2 separate regions of the Homo sapiens genome follow, and region 2 is linked to region 1. Evidence: read pairs that join two places in POLR2A ChIA-PET (ENCODE). Cell type or tissue: MCF 10A. All regions are shown on one strand. Each heading gives the region's core, and the rest is flanking DNA. Links, peaks and the distances in the headings are about the cores only.

What was found. Peaks named below come from ENCODE experiments on the same cell type or tissue, not always from the same donor. Only the 100,000 strongest peaks of a DNase experiment are listed, where the experiment ranks them.
Region 2: POLR2A ChIA-PET joins it to region 1 with 5 read pairs; 3 of 35 experiments call an interaction of 5 or more read pairs at or near these places.

The regions. Positions count from the first base shown.
Region 1 is chr2:102,046,293-102,054,292 of GRCh38, forward strand. No RefSeq gene overlaps it. Among named protein-coding and RNA genes, the nearest start is that of IL1R2, 58 kb to the left of the region's middle. In MCF 10A, for the core only: no CTCF peak of the experiment used is centred there; DNase peaks (open chromatin) are centred at 2,399 and 3,919.
Region 2 is chr2:102,115,882-102,124,633 of GRCh38, forward strand. It overlaps a transcript of IL1R1 not described here. Among named protein-coding and RNA genes, the nearest start is that of IL1R1, 22 kb to the right of the region's middle. In MCF 10A, for the core only: no CTCF peak of the experiment used is centred there; no DNase peak of the experiment used is centred there.

The sequences.
Region 1 (8,000 bases), core at 1-8,000:
TCCGTGGCCTCGCCAGGCTTCTCCCTGAGCTCTTCCAGTCTGGTGTTTATCCCACACCATGCACACATCTCCCAATCAATCACTGTGCCTCTGAGAACTTCCTTTAGCTGAATGGTGTGTTGTTTCTAGATGTGTTAACCCAAAGTTCATGCAGTTTTCCAAATGTGGCTGAAGCTGGGTTTTGTGTAAACACAGGATGCGGGCTTGACAGCAGCCGGCTGCACTGCCCTTTCACTAGGGTGGGACAATGCAGGAGGGATGCTGCCAGGAAATGGTCACAGTGACCCCTGGGTTTCTTTTCAGGGCTGTCATGGATAGATTGGAGATCTTTATCTCGCAAAATAGTAAAGGTGACTTTCTGGAAGTCATTTTAAGGGAAAACTGTAATCTCAAACTACTTCCAGAGAAGTACAACTATCATTCCTGTCTACTCTCCACTACTTTGTCAGAGCTTTTAAACATTTTACTAGCTTGCAATTTTACTGCGTGGAAGACTTGCAAGTCATCTGCAAGGGTGAGGTTTCCCTGTGTGCTCACTCATTTTAGGTCATGGAGAAGTATTCATTTGTCCTGATGGTTGGTTTTGGTCTCCGGGTTTCCTGTCTAGACCCGCTAAATGCCTACTGGTCTCATGGCTGCATTTTGAAGTCATCAGGTTAGACTTGGGGCATGTTTGAAGTAGGATCTGAATCCAGGGGAGGCAATGGCTTCCTGACAAGGGTAGTTTCTCAAAACCTGGGATTTTCACTCCTGCAAGTTAGGAGTGGGCATGATGAGAATATAAAATCATGAAGCAACTCAAATCAGACTTACTTAGTATACTAGAACAAGGAGGGTATCCCTTGATGTTGGCAGGGACAAAGAAAGTGAATTTTCTGTTTAAATATCATTAAGGAAGTGTGTGGAAGTCAGTCACGAAGGGGTGGTGCAGACTAAAACACCAAAAGGTTCAAATGAGCTCTGAGTCAATCAATGCGTGATTAATAAGTAAGGAATCACTTCAGGGAATTAGGGGTGTTTCTTTTATTAAAAAAAATTAAAAATAGAACTATCATACAATCCAGCAATCTTACTACTGGGTATATATCCAAAGGAAATAAAATGAGTATGCGGAAGAGATATCTGCACCCCCCCACCCCGTTTATTGCCGCACTATTCATAATAGCCAAGATGTAGAACAAACCTAAGTGTCCAACAGTGAATGAATGGGTGAAGAAGATGTGGTGCATATACACAATGGAATACTATTCAGCTATATAAAAGAAGGAAATGTTGTTCTTTGTGACAACATGAATGAATCTGGAGGACGCTATGCTAAATGAAATAAACCAGGTACACAAGGACAAATACTGCATGATCTCCCTTGCATGTGGAATCTAACCAAGTTGAATTCATAGCAGCAGAGGGTAGAATGGTGGCTACCAGGGGTTGGGGAGGGTTGGAAGACTTTGGTCCAAAGATACAACTTTTCAGTTAGACAGGAGGATTAAGTTCTGGAGATCTATTGTACAGCATGGCAACTGTAGTTAATAACAATGTATTGGGTACTTGAAAACTGGGTAAACATGTGGAGAAATAGAAATGCTTTTACACTGTTGGTGGGAGTGTCAATTAGTTCAACCATTGTGGAAGACAGAATGGTGATTCCTCAAGGATCTAGAACCAGAAATATCATTTGACCCAGCAATCCCATTACTGGGTATATAACGACAGGAATATAAATCATTCTACGATAAAGACACATGCACATGTATGTTTATTGTGGCACTATTTACAATAGCAAAGACTTGGAACCAACCCAAATGCCCACCAATGATAGACTGGATAAAGAAAATGTGGCACATATACACCATGGAATACTATGCAGTCATGAAAAAGAATGAGTTCATGTCCTTTGCAGGGACATGGATGAAACTAGAAGTCACCATTCTCAGCAAACTAACACAAGAACAGAAAAGCGAACACCGCATGTTCTCACTCATAAGTTGGAGTCGAACAATGAGAACACATGGGCTCAGGGAGGGGAACATCACATACCGAGGCCTGTTGGTGGCGGGGTGGGGGGAAGGGGAGGGAGAACATTAGGACAAATACCTAATGCATGTGGGGCTTAAAACCTAGATGAGGGTTGATAGGTACAGCAAACCACCACGGCACATGTATTGTGCCCCAGCAATTTCTGGAGCAGGAGAAGCAGGGCACACCTCGTGATAGGTGGAAGATCTGACAGGGAAGCTTGACTATCAGAACAGGGAGTGACCTTGTGGATCATGCTGTCCTCAGAGGTGGCACAAACCAAAGAGCGGGGCTTGCCAGAGATCTAGGCGAAGTCAGAGAGAAAGCATCATAGCAGCCTGTGCTCAGAAGTCCCTGGGAACGTCCTGAACCTTCCGAGGGTGACCCTGGAGAAAACACTCACCACTGAGTGACTCACAGCCTCTTCTCTGAGCCACTGAAGTCAAAACAGGGATCCGAAGCTTGCTCCCGGCCACTTCACCTTGTCGTTGAGCATCCTCTTCCTCTGGAAACACTGGCCTCCTAGTTCTTGGTCTTTTCTTCTCTTCTTTCCTGTAGAGTCTGTGAAAAAAAAAAGATGAACTCACACTTTCATGTAGTTAATACTAAACTTAATTAATCCTGGCAACAGCCTATGGGAAGGGTGTGGCATTGCTTACTGCACTGATTTAATTGAGATCTGAATAGTTCTGGGGACTAAGATCCCACAATCCTAGTTTTTTTTTTTGTTTTGTTGGCAAAATCCTGCCTAGTTTTTTTTGTTTTATTGGGGGATCAAGTTCCTGGATTGCTATTTGTAGACAGCATTTACCTTAAAGCAGGTGCCTTCAAAGGAGAAACTCCTTACTGTTAGAATTTTAGACAGCATGGCAGGGTCTTGAAGTAGATTTGTGGGAATTTCCCTGGGACCCTCAGGTCACATGACCATTTATTGGCCCTGCTCTGCAGGGCACCTTAGGTGATGTATTGCAAAGGCAGATCAAGGGAAAGCAGATGTTGCCATGGAAATGGCCCTGCCCCCATTCATTATTAAAAGTTGTTGTTATTGTTGTTTTTTGGCAGCATCAAATAGCAGTGAAAATTTTTGAGGCAGCTGACCTAAATTTTGAATGTGATCTCATAGTCAGGGTTCTTAAATTAGTGAAAACGAATATGCTTCCTACAGGAAATTATTTAAAAAGATGACACATGAGGATTTAGTCCAGAAGCCACTGGATTGAAAAGATACCTCAGTGTGTCCAACCTGGGCAGAAAAGTCCTGCCAAAGAAACATTTATAAGGTTGCTTTTAAATTGGATTTGATAAAATAAAAGTTACAATAAAAAAATAAGCTGGGTTTGAGTTAATAGTAGTAAAGGCATGGGTATATGTTGTTATTTATTTGAGTTATCAGTGCTGGTATTTTTTTAATTGCATGAAGTGAGTTTCCAAGAGCAGAATTCCCACCCATACTGGGCCATGGAAAGAGGCGAGTTTAACTTAAGACAGCTCAGTTTGCATTCATCGTTTGGGAGCCAGTTAAATGGAAGGTGAGGTGGCAGTTGTTAGTGCCGCGTTTGTCAGTGGGTGGCCGAGGATGGTGTCTTGTCCAACTCTGCGGAACTCCGGCTGCTGCTCTGTTAACCCAGCAAGGTCTTCTGGTGGTGGCTGCAGACTCTGCACTCTCCCCTGTGCCGGGACTCTGGGTCTTGCTTCTGAGGGTTTGCTGCAGTCAAGGGAGAGATATTTTCAATGCCTCTTGGCAGGGGAAATTATTTCCTGAATTGAGTCCAAGCAAAAAAGGATCTTCTGTAATTTGGTGAAGTATCGAGTGCCAGGACACACCCTGACTGGCAACATCACTAAATGCCCTTTGTGACTGCTGGGGCTCAGGGTTTTATTGTGTAAGCTCATTTAGGCCAATTTTACGTGGGCAGCACATGTACTGCCAGCTGGAACCCTTGTTCTGCAGACAGCCATGACTGTGGAACATGTCCAGCACCCATGAAAGGCCTGGTAGATGAATAAATGTGCAGAATGGGTGTGGGCCTCAGCAGTGTCTGACCAATACAAACAGAGCTGCTTGTGTTTGGGTCAACTTTTATAAGTGGAGATGATCTGGGGCTAGAACCACAATGATCACATGTACTGGGTGATTTGTGGAAGAGAAGTTTATATACTAAAACTACATCACTCTTGAATATTTCTGAAAGGACACATAAAAGAATGTGAAGTGTGGCTCTCTCTGGGGAGGAGAACAAGGGTTCTGGGATGAGCAGAACTACTTTTCACTGAATTTGCTTTACCAAATGCGTATGTTCATTTTCTGTTTAGATAACTAGACTGGGTTTCTCTAGCTATATTAAAGATCACCATGTGATCTTAGATGTACATCACTTAACATTGCTGAATTTCCTGTTTCTTGTTTGCAAAACAAAGGATTTGAGCTAGAGACTTTTAAATATCTTTCTAGCTCTTCATATGGATTCATTTTAAGACAAAAATACTGCAGGAAGTTTTTGTATCTAAAAACCATTTTCCATCTAAGTTAGTTAAGTTGATTATGACACCTACAGAGGGCATTTCAGCCCCTAATGCCTGTTCCACTGAGGGCTAAGACGATGGTTTATCTTGACAGCAGCAAGCCCACAGATGTCAAAGGTCACTCATACATCCCTCCCTGACTCTTAACATGGGGGAAGGGGAGACAGTGCATCACTTCCGGTAGATCCAATAGCTGCAACAGATCTTCCTCTGTGTGTGTGGATGAGTGGGACTATTTCAATCTTTTTAAGTCAAGCCCAAAACTGGGACTTGGGCCAACAGCTGAAGGAAGCCAGCAGCCTGTTGGATCAGGATGCACGAACACTTCCCAAATGCCTCTTCAAATGGCCTTGTTTTCAGAAGCCGTCCTCTTGTTGGACATTGACACCAGCCGGTGCTTTGAAAGCTGCTGTTGATGGCTGGTTGGCTGGTATCCTTCAGGAAACACTTCCAGGATGGAAATATTCATGTTTTACCAAAGCCAAGGAGCTTAAATAAATAGATTGTGATTTCTTCTCTCAGCGGAGGAATTTAATGTGCTAGAGGTTATTGTTGGCCGGCCACGGTGGCTCATGCCTGTAATCCTAGCACTTTGGGAGGCTGAGGTGGGTGGATCACCTGAGGTCAGGGGTTCGAGACCAGCCTTTCCAACATGGTGAAACCCCATCTCTACGAAAAATACAAAAATTAGCCAGGCATGGTGGCCAGCACCTGTAATCCCAGCTATTTGGGAGGCTGTGGCAGGAGAATTGCTTGAACCTAGGAGGAGGAGGTTGAAGTGAGCCAAGATCATGCCATTGCATTCCAGGCTGGGTGACAAGAGCGAGACCCTGTCTCAAAACGAAAAAAAAAAATAGAGGTTACTGTTAACATCCAGTTGAGGCCAACAGATAAAATGAAGTTAGTTCTGGAAGGATTTTGCCTTACCATGGCTGCAATGGGCTCACTAAGTCAAAACCTAGTGGAAGTCCTGGGAAGTGAGGTCATCCCAGGATTGTGGTTTGAAGAGCCCCAGGAAGAGGGAGGCAGCACGTGCTGGAGGGCCTGGTGGTGTCTCAGGAAAGACCTCACTTAGGCCAAGTGCCATTGTGTGAGTGAAACCACTGGGGTCTTCTTGGACTGAGGCCAGAAATGCAATTTTGTTGGTGATCGAAGATGTTCAGACTCCCAAGGGTCGGCTCCTTCAAATCATTCTCATTCCAAAGTGCTGATTTGTTAATTATAGCAGGGATGTCTCTTTCCGTTATTTATGGAGGTATCTGGGGACTGAATTAGGCATCTGAAGGCAGCTTGGGGAGTGTGAAATGAATGTCAGTGGAATCACTGCCTGGCGAGTATGAGGTCAATGCCTGACGGAACTTTCAAACAGCATAGCGCAGCCATTAAGAGCATGGTTCCTGGACCCAAAGTACCCTGGACTGAGTCCCAGCCTCTATTAAATTGGGAACATTGGAGAAGTTTCCTGAACTTTCTTTCTCTGTCTCTGTTTTCATATCTAGGAGTTGATATAATTTCATCAGATAATTTCAAGGTTTGGTGTGAGGATTAAATGAGATATTACATGCTAAGCACCTAGAACAATGCCAGGCACATGGAAGCACTGGGGTGTGTGAGTTGCAATCATCATCATCGTCATTATCTGGGGCAGGGCTCAGCAGACTTTTCTGTAGAGGGTGAGAGAGTAAATATTTCAGGCTTTTCTGGCCACACCGTCTCTATTGCAATGACTTAATTCTGCTGTTATATTTCAAAAGCAGTCATAGGCAATATGAAAGCAAATGGGCGTGGCTGTGTTCCAGTAAAGTTTTATTTATAGAAATAGGTGATATGTGGGGTTCTGTCCTGTGGCTGTCGTTTGCCTGACCTCTCATCTATAGAATTACCATGATACTGAAACACTAGGTAGAAATTACTGAGTCAGAGCAAGGGCTAAAAAGAGGAATGTTTAGTCTTTCTCCTTAATTCAATAACTATCCTATACTTTGTGGGCAGGTAGGGAGACCGAGGCACCCATTCTCATATTGTGAAGTTGGTAAAATTCAACTCTCTTGACTCTTATATTTTAGTTCCTTCTCTCCAATCCTGGGCAGCCCAGTAGTCACATGGCTGGAAATAATCCATTTTGATCATTTGCGGTGGAGTTAGAGACAAAATTCCTAACCAAGGGCTAGCTACCAGAAAGGAATATTAAAGTATCATGACGGATGGAATCTCCATTAAAAGGAGATCTTAGTGGCCAATGTCAGATGCTTCTGTCCCCTCAATGGCATCCCATCTAAGGGGATGTGTGATGAACTCACAGCCAGCCTTGACCAACAGCACCCTCCAAGGACAGCAAATATGATGGCTGGAGTCTGAACTGCCCTTAGACCCGCGGGAGGGCCCTTGCGCCAGGCCGTACACCAGAACCCAAAGACTTCCTTCAAAACATATTTTCGGTTGCATAGGAAAGTGTTTTGAAAGTTTAGCTGAAAATTGAGCAAAAGGAAATAGTGGAAGAAGGTTGCCAGAGGATGCCATGAAGGGAGGAGGAAATCGCTGGCTTGCTCTTGGGATCCAGAGAAAGTGCTGCTTTTGTTTCAAGCTGACTTCCCCAAACTACCCGAAGTGAATGTCTAGGTAGGAGCTGGGTTCGCAGAATAACTGTGCCCCCTCCCTCCTCTTTGTGGAGAGGGTGTAGTTTTGGACCGGCTTAGAAATCCGGAGTGAGAAAAGTGAGGCGTGGAACTGGGGTGGGGACCTGTCACTCCAGGTGCTTGGTCCTAGTTCTCCCTAGTTGGGTCACTGTGTTACTGCTCAGGCTTGCAGCAGCCTGGATGAGCTGGGAAGGGGGTCCTTAGGTTTTGGGGTGAGGGGATCCCCTGGACACATTCCCTGGACACAAATAGGTAGGAATTCAGATTAACATTCTTAGGGGTACATTAAGTAACTTTGAGCTCTCTCAGCAGGTGCCATGTGAGTCTCCATGTGTGGTTGTGTTTTAAGCCCAGGAAGTGCTAGGAGTAAGCTGGAATAAGCTAGAACTCACAGCTGGTTCTTCCACATAGAGGTGGGTGACCTGTGTTCTGGGACCGCTTGATTTCTCCAGTTCATCTTCTGAACATGTCCCCTCTAGATATGTTATTCACACCGCCTTGGCTTTAGTCCAAGCTATTCTAGCTGGGGTACGGTCCTTTCCCTTCAAAGCAATCATTCATTCATCAAATTTTACACATCTATAGGTCTAAGTAAAACAAAAATTCTCAGAATTCTAGTTAATTACTGTTATTTGTATGTGTGTGTATGTATACATATATGTGTGTACATATGCGCATATATTTTATTATGTTTTAAAAACTTGTCTCCTATATTTTCTAATTACGAGGAGTGTTGGGGTAGTGGATGTATGCAGGGTAAAAAAAATCAAAAGTTTTTTCAAACTCTCAAAAGTGGAGAAGTCTGCTTTGTCATCAGAATGTGTA
Region 2 (8,752 bases), core at 753-8,752, 70 kb after region 1:
GGAGACTGAGGAGCATCTGGAATGCTATACTGAGTGGTCTGGGCTTTGTTTGGGAGGCAGTGGAGCCTTGCATGGCAGGTTTTGACATCCAACCTTGCAGCAAACGGCAAATAGGAGCTTGCTCAGCAGTATTTATATGGCGAATCTGGATTATTTAGAAGGAAATTGTGTTTCTGTCTCACTGTGTGGCCCATGTAGGTTGCATAGTTGCAGTATCTTCAACTTTGCATTGACAAGGTGGGTGCGTTGCACTGGGTCGAGATGGTTCAGATGTCCCCCAATGCATTGCTGCTTTCGACATCTCTCCATTTCTCTAGCTTCTAACACTTTGTTTGTCTCTCTTCAACCACCATGCTGAGAAAAAAGTTTAAGGGCTTTTCTTGTTCCCCCACGTAATCTTGGCAAGTAATAACAGTGAACCCTGGAGATGGAAAGAAGTGTGGATGTTAGGAGACTGGATTGCTAGCATGGCATTAACAATTTTTGGCTATGTTGACTCTCAAGTAAATATGGCAACTGCTTTTGCTTTTCCTTTTCAAAATACAAAGATAAAATTTAAGGGGAAGTGAGATTTTGGCATAAATGGCTGACTCTTCTGCAAATAGCATTTCTGGATTAATTTTATTACATCCAATTGCTCTTCCATGTATTCCGATAATTTTATTTGTAATAAAGTTCATAAGTGCTGTTGGTGATTAGCCAAAAAAAAGAGTAAAGGGAGGTCAACTTTTGTGTAGTTGAGATCACTTTTTCTAAGTCTGATTTTAAATTGGGTGGTTTGTACTGTGTTAGCAATGTTAGAGGATACAAACAACCATAACAACAAAACAGCAACAGCAGCAGGAAGGTCATCCACCCGTGCTGAAAACCTCCTTCCTCTTGGGTTCACTTTTCCTTCTAGTGGGGGAAATGGTGAAATCACGTTAGCACTTTCTACTCTTGGTCCTGGTGTCTTCTTTATGACCTCGTAACATTTTCCTAGATAAAATTTGCATGTCTCTAACTTCTGAGTTCCACTTCTTACTGTTCTCATGTTCATTCATTATTCCATTGTGACGTGTTTGGCTGAGTTTGAAAGACTCTAATGATAAGTGGAGAAGGAAAAAATGACTTTTATAATAAAAGGTAACACTTAATGACATGAATCTGAGACACATGACTAAGTAAGAAAATAAAATATTGACGTCTTGGTTTTAAATATTGGGCAACACCATCTCATGTTTATCCTTTTTCTCATCAAACCGCATGTCCAATTTTGGATTAGGAAGACATTCTTACTGTACTTATGGTACGCCTGCAATCATGGTGCCTCCTCTGTCTATTTTTGGGTTGACCAAATAACAACGCAAAGCACTGAGTGCCAACCACCACAACAAGGACTTGGTCTGTATTTGTCCATATGCTTGCACTTCCCCCAAGGTGGACACTGTCATCCCCATGAATGGATGAGGGAAGAGAAGCTGACAGAACACAGCTGGAAAGAGCAGGGTGAGAGGTCACTGTGGGCCTCTCCCATCAGTGATTTGGTGCTATTTGTGGCCTCTGCAGGCATGGACATATCCTGTTGACATTACAAAATAAAATGGATGCAAATATTATTGTTTAGTGTCTTCCAATTTCTTGGATCCTTAAATAGCTGCCAACATCGCTCTTCAGTTATTTATGTACACAAAGAGCTATTTCTGAATATCCGTCCTAATTTTCTTCTGGCCTGTTCCCTGCATATTAATGTATTCCAATGAATCCCACCCATTCCAAAGAGAACTGAAGCAAGCTTGTGGCTTGTTTAGATGTGGTCCAAGTCTGTGTGGTCCCCTCAGGGAGGTGTAGTAAGGATTTCTCAGAACCGGTGTTTGCGTGTGAGGGAAGCCTGCTGAGCAGAGAGCGTTTACATTGCCCAGTGTTCCGAGTGCTTGAGTTTCAATAGTTACCTTAGTTTATTAGGACCTTGGAAGAGTACCAAAGCTGTGAGTTCCTGGGAGTTTTCCGTCAAAATCAGTCCTCTGGCATGGTAAAGAATATGTTTGTAAAGGAACAAGAAAAAAATATATAATTTTTCTAAATATATATATAGGAAATGTATATATATATACACATATAATATATATATAGACAAAATAAAAATATATATTTGATCTCTGGCCCTGATTCCCAGCACAGAGCTCCTAACTTCTTGGAATTTCCTGGGTGATGGGAGTCTTTTGTTCTAATGAAGCTCCTGGGAGGAGAATGGTCACTAGAAAGAACAGATTAGAAGCTTGGGAATTTCAGTCCTACCCCCATCCTCTGGGAAGACCTGGAGGCTGGAGATTGAGTTAATGATCAGTGATGTTCAAGTAACAAAGTCTTGTAAGAATCCCAGAACTCTGGGGTTTGGGGAGCTCCAGGGCTGCTGAACATGTGGAGGGTAGCCCACCCGGAGAGGGCAAGGAAGCGCACTTCCCCTCCCATACACCTCGCCCTGCATATCTCTTCATCTGGCTGTCTTCTGTATCCTTTATTGTATTCTTTATTACATAGTAAGCTGGGAAATGTGTTTCCCTGAGGTCTGTGAGCCATCCCAGCAAATTATGAAATCCAAGGATGGGGTCGTAGGAACCCTGGTTTACAGCTGGTCAGTCAGACATATAGGTGACAACTTGGCACTTGTATTTGGTATCTGAAATGGGGGGCAGTCTTGTGGGACTGAACCCTTAACCTGAGGTCTGTGCTAACTCCAGTTAGTATCAGAATTGAATTGAATTGTGGGACACTCGGCTGGTGTCATTCAGCTGGTGTCAGAGTATTCCTTGACATCGCTTCAATCCCTGGTCACAGAAGTGTGTGGAGTGCAGGTATAGAAAAGGAAAAGTAGGGCCGGGTGTGGTGGCTCACGCCTGTAATCCCAGCACTTTGGGAGGCCAAGGTGGGAGGATCATGAGGTCAGGAGATCAAGACCATCCCGGCTAACATGGTGAAACCCTGTCTCTACTAAAAATAGGAAAAAATTAGCCAGGCGTGGTGGCAGGCACCTGTAGTCCCAGCTACTCGGGAGGCTGAGGCAGGAGAATGGTATGAACCTGGGAAGCAGAGCTTGCGGTGAGCCGAGATCGCTCCACTGCTCTCCAGCTTGGGCAACACAGTGAGACTGTGTCTCAAAAAAAAAAAAAAAAAAAAAAAGACAAGGAAAAATAGTTGTTTTTTATCTATCTCACGTTTATTTTAGATTACTCAAAATAAGCATATCTGAGCTTATATCTGCTGTGCAGAGCAACGAAAACATTTATGGGAGGGTAATGGCGGTAAACACTGTAACTTCATGCTGACGTTAGGTGGTAACTTCTCTTCGATAATTCAAGCTACCTAGTGATAATGTAAGTTCTTTATTGCACTTCAAAAGTATTTCTCTGTCCATGGAGGGCATTTCTTCTCAAAACACTTTGTACTTCCTTATGAAGTTGGAATATTTGCTATGGAAACCAAATTGTTCTTCCTTTGGCCTGCTGAAAATTAGAAAATAAATTTTGTGTGGTCAGTAGGTTATTGTTTTAAACTTAACTACATGAGATTAACTTCTGGAACTGAGATGCCAATGATGCAATTTCAGAATGCAGTTGTTGCACTCATTAAACACCACAGTTTGGGAAGGATCCCTGATCCACTTGGTGCTCAGTGGCTTTCTCAGCCTAACAGGGACATAGTTTGAAGAGTCTTAAACAAAAGTTACATAAGAACCGCAGATGACTAGCTGTTGGTTCCATAGGTAGATTTTCTTTTATTATCTTAGTTTTCAGCTTTATTGAGGTACAACTGACAAACAATAATTGTGTATATTTAAGGTATACAACATGAGGATTTGTTGTATGTACACATTATGGAATGATCACCACAATCAAGCTAACACATTCATCACCTTACATAGTTACCTGTTTTGTGTATGCATGGTGAGAACAGCTAAAATCAACTCTCTTAGCAAACTTCAAGTGTACGATACAGTATTACTCACTATAGTCACCACGTTGTCCATTAGGCCCTTCAGAACTTATTCATTTCATGATGAAAAATGTATATATTTTGATACCATTTCCCCCTTCCCTCCTTGGCAGCCACCACTCTACTCTCTGTAAATCATTCTTCTTGTCATTAGTCCCCTGTCAGAACTCTGTCGTGGCCCCTTCCAAACCTCCCCCTGAGCTATCAAAGCTTTCATTTACTGCCTCGGTATAATTAATTTTCAGTGCTTATTTGGCCAGATCGGACCTACAGCCCTCAGTGGTCTTTAAAGTGAAAAAAGTGAAAAGTCTTTAGCATGAAACCTTTGATGTGCATGTTGTGTGAGCGTATGTGTTTGAGTGTGTGGGTGTTCATGTGTAGTTTCATGAACGTGTGTGTGGGTTTTCATGTGTGTTGAGTCAGTGTGTATCATATGTTGTATATGGGTGTTATATGTATGGTGTGAATGTACGTGTTTGTTGTGTGTGTTTTGTGTGTGTTGCATGTGCTCTGTGGCTGTGTGTTGCATGAATGTGTGTCGTGTGTGCATTGTGTGCACGTGCCAAGTACCTGGCATGTATTTTACTAGGTGCTTAGTAAACATTTGTCACATGCAGGAAAGGCACAATTCCTGCCTCCATGAAGCTCACTGTGTAAACTCACAGGTGAATTGTCAATTCCTTAGGCACAGGGTCTGCGTTGTGTTCATTTTTCTGTCCTTCAGTGTCACACAGAGGCAGGCAACTCCGGCATAAAATGTGGGGCTCAGATGGGAAACAGGTATTGTATAATGAAACACAAATTTGCTCTCAATTCAGGTTTCCTGAAGCAGAAGCTTGTTTTCTTCAATTCACCTTTGCACACACTACACAATCCCATTCACTATTATGTTTGTCATGTATTATCCCTCCACGCTCTGCAGGTGGGTAGGGATTTGTTGGATTTGTTCCTAGATACACCTCAAGTACCTGGAACACTGCCTAGTACATGGTGTGCGCACAATAAAAAATTGGTTTAATGATCAAATGTAAGAGTAAATGAGTTCCGGCACATGTGGTCCACATCCGGGTTTTTAGCAGAACATAGGTATTATGATGTCTGTCACAGTTCACTCTAAATCTCAGCTGGTCTTGGCAAGCAGCTGCTTGGGGACTCTTCCTCTTGCTCCTGTCAGGCCCTAGTGTTAATCTGCATCCTGCAGGGTTTCCCTCTTAGGCTGTCATCATGGAGCTGGCCCCCGGGAGATGGCTCATCCTGCTTGGTCAATGGCCACGCTGTGCCCTTGGGTCCTTGCTGCAGCCTGTGCACTGTATGCCATTGACCCAGGGGTCTGGGACATCCAGCCACCCGGTGCTGACCACCATGGACTTTGCTGTTGCCTGCAGATGTCCGCCCCCCAACCCCCTGGTTTCTCTCCAGGCATCTTCTGTTCCTCTGGTTTCTCTCGCAACTTCTATCCCCCTCCTCGGTGCCTAGGAATTCTTGTCAGCTTCCTCCGCTTTGCCAGAGGCAGCCCTTGCAGCTGTGGAGCCACGTGTCACTGAGCACTGCCTTCTGGAAAGAGACTGCCATTTCCAGGCTGCTCCTCCACCAGCCCGGTGACTCAGTTTCTACTCCTTCTTCTGGAGTTGACCATCAGAGCTGAGCTCTTGCCTTCCTTCTTTCTCCTTCTGCAGATCTTCCCTCTAGCTCTACAGGAAGGGCCTCCCTGGCTGTGTGGTCAGAAGGTCTCCACTGTCCAAGTCCAGCCTGGCTTACTCTAGGGTTTATGGGTCCAGTCTTCCTCCATGACTCTTGAGATGTCAAGCCCAGTTTGGGGAGTTCAAAAATACCATTTTCTCTCTCTCAACAAAGCCTAGCACATTTTTTAAAACCACATTTTAACATTTCTGAAATTAGGATGCATCTTGCAATGGATAGTAGGTCCTAGTTATTTGGCAGCATTTTTTTTCTTATTGTACATATTACAGCTAACGATATTTTTGCTTAGGCTGTTGTCTTGCTATGGATTTAAACTCTATACTGGAGTTTAAAGCCATGCAACACTTTTTTGTTCTCAGCCTTCATCTTCCTCACCTCAAGGTAATAGATGCCTCTCCTTTAAAAATGTGAAGCTGCCAGGCAACCAGAATCAAGAAAAGGGCAGCCCTGGAAGATATACGTTTGTTTCATACATTCAAAAATAGGATTCCCAGTACCTAAGATCACCCTTTGAATCAATACACATGGGGCTGGACCACCTTAAGGCCATGGACTGGTTTCCATGCTATACTTTTAAATAAGGTCAAAGAAAAAATGTGTCCATCTCACAGGGGCCTGGCCTTCCTGGAAGAAGAAAACATACTGGTCAGTAAATAAGAATAGCTGGGCCCTTTGGCAGTTATAGATGTAATTTTCCACGAATAAGGCAGAATTGCATTCCACGCCTCTGTCTCATGAGAACATAATGAGTGTGAGACATGGAGAGACTGCATTTCTGAGTCAGGCCTGCTGAGATACAGGCCTAAAACTTTTATACTGAAGTCAGAGTTTTCTGTGTCAGTTCTCTCTCTCTCCCTGTCTCCTATGCACACATGCGCACAGAATAATGAGTGAGTGGACATGAAATAGAGAAGTGCTGTACCTGGCAATAGCAACTGAATCTAAAAAAAACAGTTTACTAACAGGCGTGAGTGAGGGGCGCTCAGTTATGAGTTGGTGATTTTAAGTATCAGGATCAGGTATGGGCCAGGTTTGTTCAAGCGAAAAATTGTAGTTAATATTCAGAAGGGCCTCGTGAAACCCAAGAGCAAGGACATAGCCATGTTTCTGGAAGAACTGGGACCAGCCAGGGAGGTTGTCTGCCAGGGTCTGAAGGAATCATTCTTCATTTCTTGTCTCCATTCCTTGCTTTTCTCTCTCTCTCTTTGAAAACTGGCTTTCCTTGTTTTCAGAAAACACAGTCACTCTGCATCTCCCAAGTGATGTTCAGAGCTAAACACTTTGTTTTGACTCCATCTATAACACATATGCATTAACTCCATGTATTTCAATGTAAAATTCTTGGGGAGAGCATGTGAATGCTGTAGCTTTGGGTCTAGCAAATATTCTTGGCCCCACCAGTCATGGCCAAGGTGTCTTTTAGGCTCATGCCTGTAGACTGAAAGCAGGGATCAGGGAAATTGGTTTACTTTAGTAAGAAATATAGGCATGCTGAGCAAATATCAACTGAGTAAACATCAACTGAAATACATAGAAATCATGAAAGATGGAATGCAGTATACTCACTCTATTTCCTTAAGGTACTTCTGCATTCCGATGCAATGTTTGTTGATTCAAAGGATAATGTAATAAAATGCCAAAGTTTTATCAATCAGAGACATTTGACTGCACATGTAATAATTCCATGCTATCTTTATTATCTGTGAAATTGTGTTTGTGTCTTATGGGACAAGTGTCATGAAACTCATTTTGAGAAGCAAGCTGAGATTTTGTAATAAATACATTTAGCTTTTTTTTGGAATGAGGCATACCCAGAGGTCCATGTTTAAAACAAATTAGAGTAAATCAAAGTAGCATTTACCATAAATATTAACGGTAAATGAAAAGGCTAGGGGAAATCTTTTTAAATTGTATCAAAATAATACTTTGTTTATACATAGGACAGCCACAGTGGCTCACACTTGTAATCCCAGCACTTTGGGAGGCCAAGGCAGACAGATCACCTGAGGTCAGGAGTTCCAGACCAGCCTGGCCAACATGGCGAAACCCCACCTCTACTAAAAATACAAAAATGTTAGCTGGTCATGGTGGCGTGCACCTATAATCCCAGCTACTTGGGAGGCTGAGGCAGGAGAATCTCTTGAGCCCTAGAGGTGGAGTTTGCAGTTAGCCGAGATCACGCCATTGCACTCCAGCCTGGGTGACAGAGTGAGACTGTGTCTTAATAAAATAAAATAAAATAAAATAAAATAAAATAAAATAATGTAACATGAATTCAATGTAAAAAAATTTAGAAATATGCCTACAGTGCCTCATATGGGTCTTTCTTGGTTGATAGGAATGAGACTTGGCAGAGATTAGGAAGGAGATGGTGAACAAGAGGGAGAAGGAGAGAGGTGAAAGGGATGGAAAGGGGAAGAGGGAAAGAGAAAGGGGTTTATCTTGTGAGATCACCTAAGTAAAGTACTCACACACTACCTCCTCTATTCTTGAGGCAGGGAAAGGTTAGACAAGGGTGCTGTGGGAGCTGGCAGGGTGGACACCTGTATTAGTCTGTTTCTGCACTGCTGTAAAGAAATACCCGAGACTGGGCACAGTGGCTCATACCTGTGGTCTCAGCATTTTGGGAGGCTGAGGTGGGCAGATTGCCCAAGGTCAGGAGTTCAAGACCAGCCTGGGCAACATGGTGAAACTCCATCTCTACTAAAAATAGAAAAATTAGCCAAGCATGGTGGTGCGCCTGTAATCCCAGCTACTCGGGAGGCTGAGGCAGGAGAATCGCTTGAACCCAGGAGGTGGAGGATGCAGTGAGCTGAGATTGCGCCACTGCACTCCAGCCTGGGTGACAGAGCAAGACTCCATCTCCCCCCCACCACTGCCCCCCCAAAAAAGAAATACTTGAGACTGGGTAATTTATAAGGAAAAGAGGTATAATTGGCTCACAATTCCACATGGCTGGGGAAGCCTCGGGAAACTTATAATCATTGTGGAAGGGGAAGCAAGTGCATCTGACATGGTGGCAGGCGGGAGAAGTGAAGTGAGAGCACAGGAAAAACTGCCACTTTTAAAACCATCAGAT